Linked DNA regions of Mus musculus: region 1 is linked to region 2. The links are chromatin loops, found by intact Hi-C in ENCODE. Cell type or tissue: left cerebral cortex. All regions are shown on one strand. Links, peaks and the distances in the headings refer to the core of each region. The heading gives the core; the rest is flanking DNA.

Region 1 (3,808 bases), core at 866-3,365, 260 kb before region 2:
AAGGAAGAGTTGTTCACTTTGGGAGACCCCCTATCTGACACTGCTATTCCAGTTTCTATGCCCTGCTCTGATCAGAGGTGTGTGACTGAAGACACTGGACAAAGGCTGATGTAGAGACTCATGGAGACGTATAAGAAGAGGCAAGTCACGTGCAATGAGTCAAGGAGTGAAGGCAGAACGAGTCTTCAGAAACACCAGGTTCCAAGCACCGAGGAGGAAGCCTGGCCACCTGGGTGTGTTTGCCTGTGTCTTTTCACTCCAAAACCCAGATGCTAACTGCCAGGTCTGTTTCAGGAGTAGGGCAGATGCTATTGTGTCAGGGGAGCCAAAGAGGGTTGTAAGATAACCTAATATGGAGTTCTCTTATCTGGAGGGAAGATCTTGGGCGTGGCTGCCACCTTGTATTCCCAGTGCCACGGGCAGGGTGCTATGGCCCAGAAAGAAGGTATGGCTGCTCTTTGCTCAGGATAGAGAGTACCTTTGGGGGACTGTGGTCTATGTGGATCTCTTTAGACTACCTCTAGAATCAGGAGGCAGGCAATTGTGTGGTCTTTGTGGTCTACTTAACACTGTTAGAATTCCCCCTGAAAATATGAGTATTTGTCTAACAGCACCATTGCGGGTACTGTATGCCCATGAGTGTGCGTGTATTCTCCCCAGATAAACTTGTATTGGCATCTTGGTGATTTTCTTTTTTAGCTGAATTCAGAAATGTCCATGTTAATTCTAACTTTGTTTACTTTGCAACAAACTCCCTATTCATCTGGGGCCTAAAGTTTCATTATGATTTTAATTTAAGAACTTAAATTGGGTAGTTGGCAGAGGTAAAGCAAAATATGCATTCTACAGGGGAGGGGAGGGAATGCCTGCTAAGAGTTTAAATTTTGACAAATATATGGCGTTTATGCTTCTCCCAGCTCAGTTTTACTCAGATGTTAACTGTAGAATTTAAAAAAAAAAAAAGCCATTTTAAAGGGTAGTTTTTTCTTTCTTTTTGGATTTGTGTGTGTGGACCGTGGGTAGGGTGATGCACATAGATGAGACAATCCCTAGGTGTGTTTGCTGATGTTGTTAATGAAGAGTTTAACATACTAACGGAGCTACTTAGTTAATGGGTCTGAAGTTCCCTCTGGATGGCTACACCAGCCATGATTAAAAGTCACAGAGGTACTGTAAACTTCTCTGGTTGGTATTTTCTCCCTGAATAATCTAAATGCTTTTTCCAGTTCTTGCTACATCATTTAAAAATGGATTTTGATTACTGCTCAGCTTGTAAAAGAGAGAGAGAGAGAGAGAGAGAGAGAGAGGATCATAAACGTGTTCATTTCCCACAATGAATTGGGGCACAGGCAGAGAAGAGCAAAAGAATATATCACATTTTTCAGTAATCAGTCACAAAAGACCTTTAAATAACTCAACTTCCTACTATGTTTTATTATCTTCTCTCTCTTTTACAGCATTATCTACCATAGATATGCAGGGAGATTTGTAAAACACTATAGCATTTAAGTCATTACATTTTATAGCTAATTTCTAATGTGGATTTGATTTTTTATGAGCAGAAAAAGAATCTAATTTGCATTAGTGACAGTAACTAGAGAAATTTAACACCTGGCCCTGGTTGTAGCAGAAATTGAATATTAGGTACTTGGGTGCTAAAAACCCATTTCGTTCTTCAAGGGGGATTTTCCATTTATTTATGTGCTGCTCTCCTGTTTACCATTACAAAACTGTTCATATTATGATGGAAGAAAACACCCTGCCTGCAAACATCCTGGATCTGCATTTTTCATCCTCTGGAGAGAGAAACAAAACTATTTGCCCATTAGCAGGGGGGAGAAAAGAAACCAGGGTGGGGTGAGGGGGTTGGGGTGGGGGGCAACGCAGCACCAGTCAATCCATAGTCTAAAAACCACCACAGCTGCCTGTGATAGAGAAGGGCTTGAATCCTGTTTCCCCTCCCCCAGCTTCCTTTTATTTTCTCTACCCCACCTCCAGGCTCCCAACCCCTCCCAGCCATTTCTCTGATAGAAGCTTGGGTGCAGTGTTTCCAAGCAGAATTAAAGCTCCGCTAAGAAGAACACATTGTTGCTACAAGAGCAATCCATATGTTTATAAAGTGTAGAAAATTAGGAACTGCAAAAGAGGCGAAGCTGGTGTTAAATGATATGGGAAGTGACACTTTACATAGCCGGTTACAATTAACACATTGATGGCATTTTGCTGGCTCCTTGCAGTGATAATGCTGTTGTCAAGTGTGTTTAGTGCATCAAATCTCCTGGAGCCTTCAGCCAGGCAGCGAGCTTTTGACAGATTGAAGGTTCCGAGATAGGCTATCATGACAGATGGAAACTGGCACCGATGTTCAGCTTTCGCCGATCACAGGGGACCTGCCCCCCTTATTCTGCAGGGCTCGGCGCTGCAACCTTCCCCCTTCTGATGAAAGCAGGGGATGGCATTGTTAAATAGTGCATCTGTGTGAGTTAGACTCCTCTGATGAAAGCATAAGGCAGGCGCGCTGTGAAGCAAAAGACAGCCTCGGCTCTAACTGCATTTTAGATAGACTAGAGGAAGACCCTGGGGAGCTGGGAGAAAACTTTGGTAAATTTCAGACAAAAAATGGGGGGGAGGGGAGACCACCCATTAATTTCCTCTCCCCAAAGGATATAAAGAATACAACTCGGATGACAAGATCTCAATTAACGACTTTCATAATGTTTCCTAGCCAGCATGTCTTATGGAGCCATACAGATGTATTTTTCTTCTCTTTTCATGTTATGCCCTTGTTATTAATCAGTGACTTCGCAAACAATCTAAGGCTATCTTTAAGGAGGTGCCCAGGGAAGTTGTGTGTCTTCTATTGTTGGAAACTAATTCAGTTACTTTGAGGTACTCCTTTGAACCCTGGAACAGGTTCTTAAATTCTGGTTTTTCACATCCAGGGCAGAAACGGGACAGACTCTACACAGCTGGGCATAAACGGGAGAATGATATACTAATTAACCTTTCACCCTTTCCCCGCCAGTCCCCTTTAAAAGAAACACATTAGTCATTTTGTTTCAAAGGTCCACCTCTTTCCGAAGACTCTCACTTGAGCGGTCGCTGTCCTTTCTCTTTTGCTGACAAACAAACGCCTCTTTAATTTCTCTAAACTGGCTGCAGTCCTCTTTCTTTGCAGTCTTAATCTTCAATTCTGCTCTCGCCCATACAGGTTGGGAGCAGCAAGCACCACAGCCCATTTGAGGTATGATAATCAGCTGATTAGCTAGTGGAGCCCGTTTCCCTGAGGCTCTTTTGTGTGCAAAATCCTCACACTCAATTGACATGTGGACATCATAAAGCTGATGAAATGCACTTGTAATGAACAAGAGGGAGTCGCATCTGCAGCCGTCTAAATGAAGGACCCTTTCCTCTCACCATGCTAATTCAGAAAATCTGCTCTTAACGTGTACTCCCTCTGGATTCCAAAGCCAGGCACATCTCCATGAATGCATATTCAAGGAGCGAATTAGCCTCTGTGGCAAGTGAGTGCCCAGCCTGGCCAGACTGATGCTAATTTCAAGACAGATTATACAGCATCAACCGTAGTAATGATCTGACAGTTCATTGGTGACGAGTTTTGCAGTCGGGTTCGCTGTCTGGATGGACACAGGTGCACAGAGAGCCAGCAAGACCTCTCAGATAAGACCAAAGGCTGCTGTCAAACGATTTCAGCCAAAATAGCCCAATGTAGGAGAAAAGAGATAATGCATTGAAAAATACTAATGAGTCTTCATATTTAAACCCTGGCTATGGTGGCGGTCAATGG
Region 2 (3,808 bases), core at 703-3,202:
TCACAGTCTGTGTGCACTTACCTTTCATGTTCAGTACATACCTTCTTCCCTCTGTGTGTACCCTTCCTGACTTCTGATATTATCTGTGTTGACTTTTCTGTCATTGCCTAACCACTCTGGAAACCTACACTTAGCCCACATTGTCTTTGTCTACTGTTTTTATAGCATCCGAGAAGAGCAGTGAGTACCCTCAACACACTCAGCAAGACACACAAAGGTGACAATTCTCAAAGCAAAGGATACATTCATCAAATTTAACCCCAATTCTATCAATTCTCTTAAAAATGATAATTATGTTAATCTGGAAGAGTGGATAATCAGGAGACTGAGGAATTTCAAAAAATAAATATAGTCAAAAGAAAATTTGCATGACTACTACCAGATTTAAATGTGTTTTAAAGGAACTGTGCCTAAACGGAGATGACCAGATCAAAGGAACAGAGAGTAAAGGAATATAGCCATGAGAAGACAGGCATTCTGCAATTTTTAAATAGAACATATAAAATAATAAGGAAAAGAGGCTGACGTTAAGTATTGCAGATGTCATTAATAACAATTTGAGAAGTTAATTTATTAGGTTTTTTTTTTGTTTTTGTATAGTGTGCTTTGAGCATAGTCACAGCATCCCTCAGCTCCTTCTAGATCCAGCTCCATTTCCTAACCACCCAACTTTGGGTCCTCTTTAAAAACAATCATAAAGTCATATTTGTGCTACCCATATATTCTTGGGTATGTGGACTTCTACAGGAGCATGGTCCACTTAGCAAGGGCCATACTCCTAAGGAAAACTGACTCTTCCTATCCCAGGAACTGTCGGTTGCCAGCAACAGCTCTGCAGTTAGAGGAGAGGGTTTTTGTGTGCAATTCTCTCCATGGTAGAGCTTGAACTGGCTTGAGTCTCATGCATGTTGTCACAACCACCGTCAGTTCATGTGAGCAACTGCCCTACTGTGTGCAAAGACATAGTTTCATTGTAGCCACCTACTTCCAAACCTCCAAACAGCATAATAAGTTATATCTCAAAAACAACTGCTAGAAATAAATAAAATATATATTTTGTATAAGCATGTATAAGAATACTTCAGGATTTTACCAAAATTATATAATTTATATAGGATGAAATGTATTATATAATAAGAAATAGTGCAATAGTTTTAGAAACTTACTTCTAACTTCTTGTTTGAATGCAATATTATTATATTATAATGATATAAAACATGTTTTATTTTTATATGGAAAGGATAAAAAGGATCCTTATGGATATTTATATATCCTTAAAAGGGATATATATATAAAGTCAATGACATGATTGATTTTTAAAAAACAGCAAAATAAGGCAATGAGACAGTCTCATCAAAGCTCCTAGCTAAAATAAGAGATGTAGCTTCACCTTAGGTGCAATGGTTAGCGCCATGATGCATTGTGCAAATAAACCTTTCATTTATTATTGGGAAAGTGAGAAAGTGCCACACAGCTTTAAAACAGCTTCCTCACACATATTAATCTGTGTCCAGCAATAAATAAAACTTCTAATGTTACTTTTTAAGAATTTGTCCAGCAAACACAGGGTCATTAACACCCAAAGATATAGAGCTAAGATATTCTTAGAAACACTTTATTTTTTACAAGAACAAAATATTAAAGACTATTTAAATGCCCATCAGTAAAGGAGCATTTAAGTAACTTAGGCTCCAAGTCTACTGTAGAATGTCAAAGAAACATTCATTAGGTTGAGACAGATGTAGATTTCTCACTCCAGAAGATGCCCCTGATATACTGCATTTAAAATCTGTCCACAAATGGCATGTGTAGTGCTATTATATTTCTGGAAAATATTATATTTGAATATGAATAACAAAAGAACCTGCAACAACCAACAAAGCTGACAATGGTGATTGTTGCAGGATGAAACTGTGTGTAGCCCTTATATGTCTCTATCATGTGAACGTTATATGCTATGCTTATATCTGTGTCTATTCACAGGGGGAACAATCTTAAAAATATTCATGAGTAGGAAAGAAAGATTCTAAGAGACAGAGGTGGTAGTTGGCTTCAGTTGAATGTGCAAACTTGTAGAGACTGTGACAGCATGCACAGGATCAAGCTGGGGTGTGGAGGAGGGAAAGTGGGCACAGCATCTCACCATCCAAGAGGCTATTCACAACTGATAGCTACTGGGAGAGGGGAAAATCAGTTTTCTCCAATGAAGTGGCACTGGCTGTATTAACCACACTGCAGGGCAAGCCTCATGCTCACAGGAAGATGACAAATGGACTTCATGTTATTGGGGGGGTATTTTTTTTAAGAAGAGAAAGAATATAAAGCTGGTCAGAGAGATTGGGAAAGATCTGAAAAAATTGGAGGAGAGACTATGATAAAAATATATAGTATAATACTCTCAGAGTACACACAAAAACCATTTTTCTTAAGTATTTGTTAAGAAATATTCCTTAGGGAAAGTCCCCTTCTTCTGTTTCTCTGGCTAGGGTTGACCATGTCACTGTCATGGCCATAAATTCAGTGATGTTTATTTACAGTCATCTTCCAGTGGCTAACACTGTGGTACTTCACGTCTACCAATTCTAAAATAGATACAATAAAACATCTGTTGTACCCCAACAGTTCTTGCAGCAACCCAACCATGCTGCATTGTAAATAGTGTGGCCCAATGGCAGATTTTTGTGCAAACTAATGCCAATAGCTTTTTCTTTCTGAGTCGTGTGTGTGTGTGTGTGTGTGTGCGCGCGCGTGCACGTGCGTATGTGTGTGTTTGTGTGTGCTTCTAAGATGACTTACAAAATTGTCTTCCTTTTATCCTTAAAAGTCAGAGAAACTCCTCAAGCCAAGACTTCTATATCAAGCACCTGAGCTAAACTTTGGGTCCTGAGTCAAAAGGAAAATTGACGGTTGGCATCTTTCCAGTGGCTTTTCAAATAACACCGAGTGGTTAGAACAAGGTGGTAGAAGTATTCCCACAGAATCACCCCGGGTACAGGAATGGGAGGGCGAAGAAGAGAGGAGGGAGGAGAAAGGTTCTTCCCTCCATTCCCCACCCCCACATTTGATTTGGCCATCAGTTGATCCTTATTAGTGTGGACCCTCTTTTTTCCAAGAAAAATTTATCTAATTTAATTGCAAAAGCTGCAAAATGGGTGATCAATCTTGTCTGCTGCCCACCTAGACAATGCCGGGGGCGGGGCGGGGGCTGTTTCTGCAGCTGCACCCCTGCTACAGCCTTTCACTTCCAAATTAAAGGAATTACAGGAAAGAGATGGTAACCACAATTAAGATATTTTTAGAAACATAAAATCCTCTGGAAAACATGACACTAATGCTGGTATTATGATTGAAGTAAGGAATTATGGTTATTAGAAGCTTTGCAGTTTATGTGCCTCATAAATCTAATAGCTTCACACACCCAGCAATGTCGTTGCTATATTTACTGCAGACATCTACAATGACAGACAGTACCTCTGAGAAAGGCCAGATAAACAAAATATTTTACATACTCCAGCTTCTCAGTGTCTAATGGAGCCATATCATGGAGAGAAAAAGGCTTCATTAAAGGAACTGCGCCAGGTGCTGAGAGTCGATTTGCCCTGGAGATTCCGTCTGAGTTATCTGCTCTTGTTTAATGGGAATGTTGCTGTCTCACTCCTGGAATCCTAGGCACAGAATGGACAGGGAGGGGACTGAAGGTGGTGGGATGCAGGAGAGGCAGTGTAGGGCTGACAGCTTTGGGGGGTGGGACTTTATCTAACAACCTGGAAACCATCTGGAAGAGATATGACAGAAAACCTGGTGTTTC

What was found. Hi-C counts contacts between places; a loop is a spot of excess contacts. Peaks named below come from ENCODE experiments on the same cell type or tissue, not always from the same donor. Only the 100,000 strongest peaks of a DNase experiment are listed, where the experiment ranks them.
Region 1: it touches region 2 in a loop (2.1-fold over the local background); 2 of 42 quality-filtered maps call a loop at or near these places.

What each region holds. Positions count from the first base shown.
Region 1 is chr2:74,126,971-74,130,778 of GRCm38, forward strand. No RefSeq gene overlaps it. Among named protein-coding and RNA genes, the nearest start is that of Gm31534, 77 kb to the right of the region's middle. In left cerebral cortex, for the core only: no CTCF peak of the experiment used is centred there; DNase peaks (open chromatin) are centred at 2,084, 2,314 and 2,462; H3K4me3 peaks cover 890 bases; H3K27ac peaks cover 402 bases.
Region 2 is chr2:74,383,026-74,386,833 of GRCm38, forward strand. No RefSeq gene overlaps it. Among named protein-coding and RNA genes, the nearest start is that of 4930441J16Rik, 77 kb to the left of the region's middle. In left cerebral cortex, for the core only: no CTCF peak of the experiment used is centred there; a DNase peak (open chromatin) is centred at 2,087; H3K27ac peaks cover 246 bases.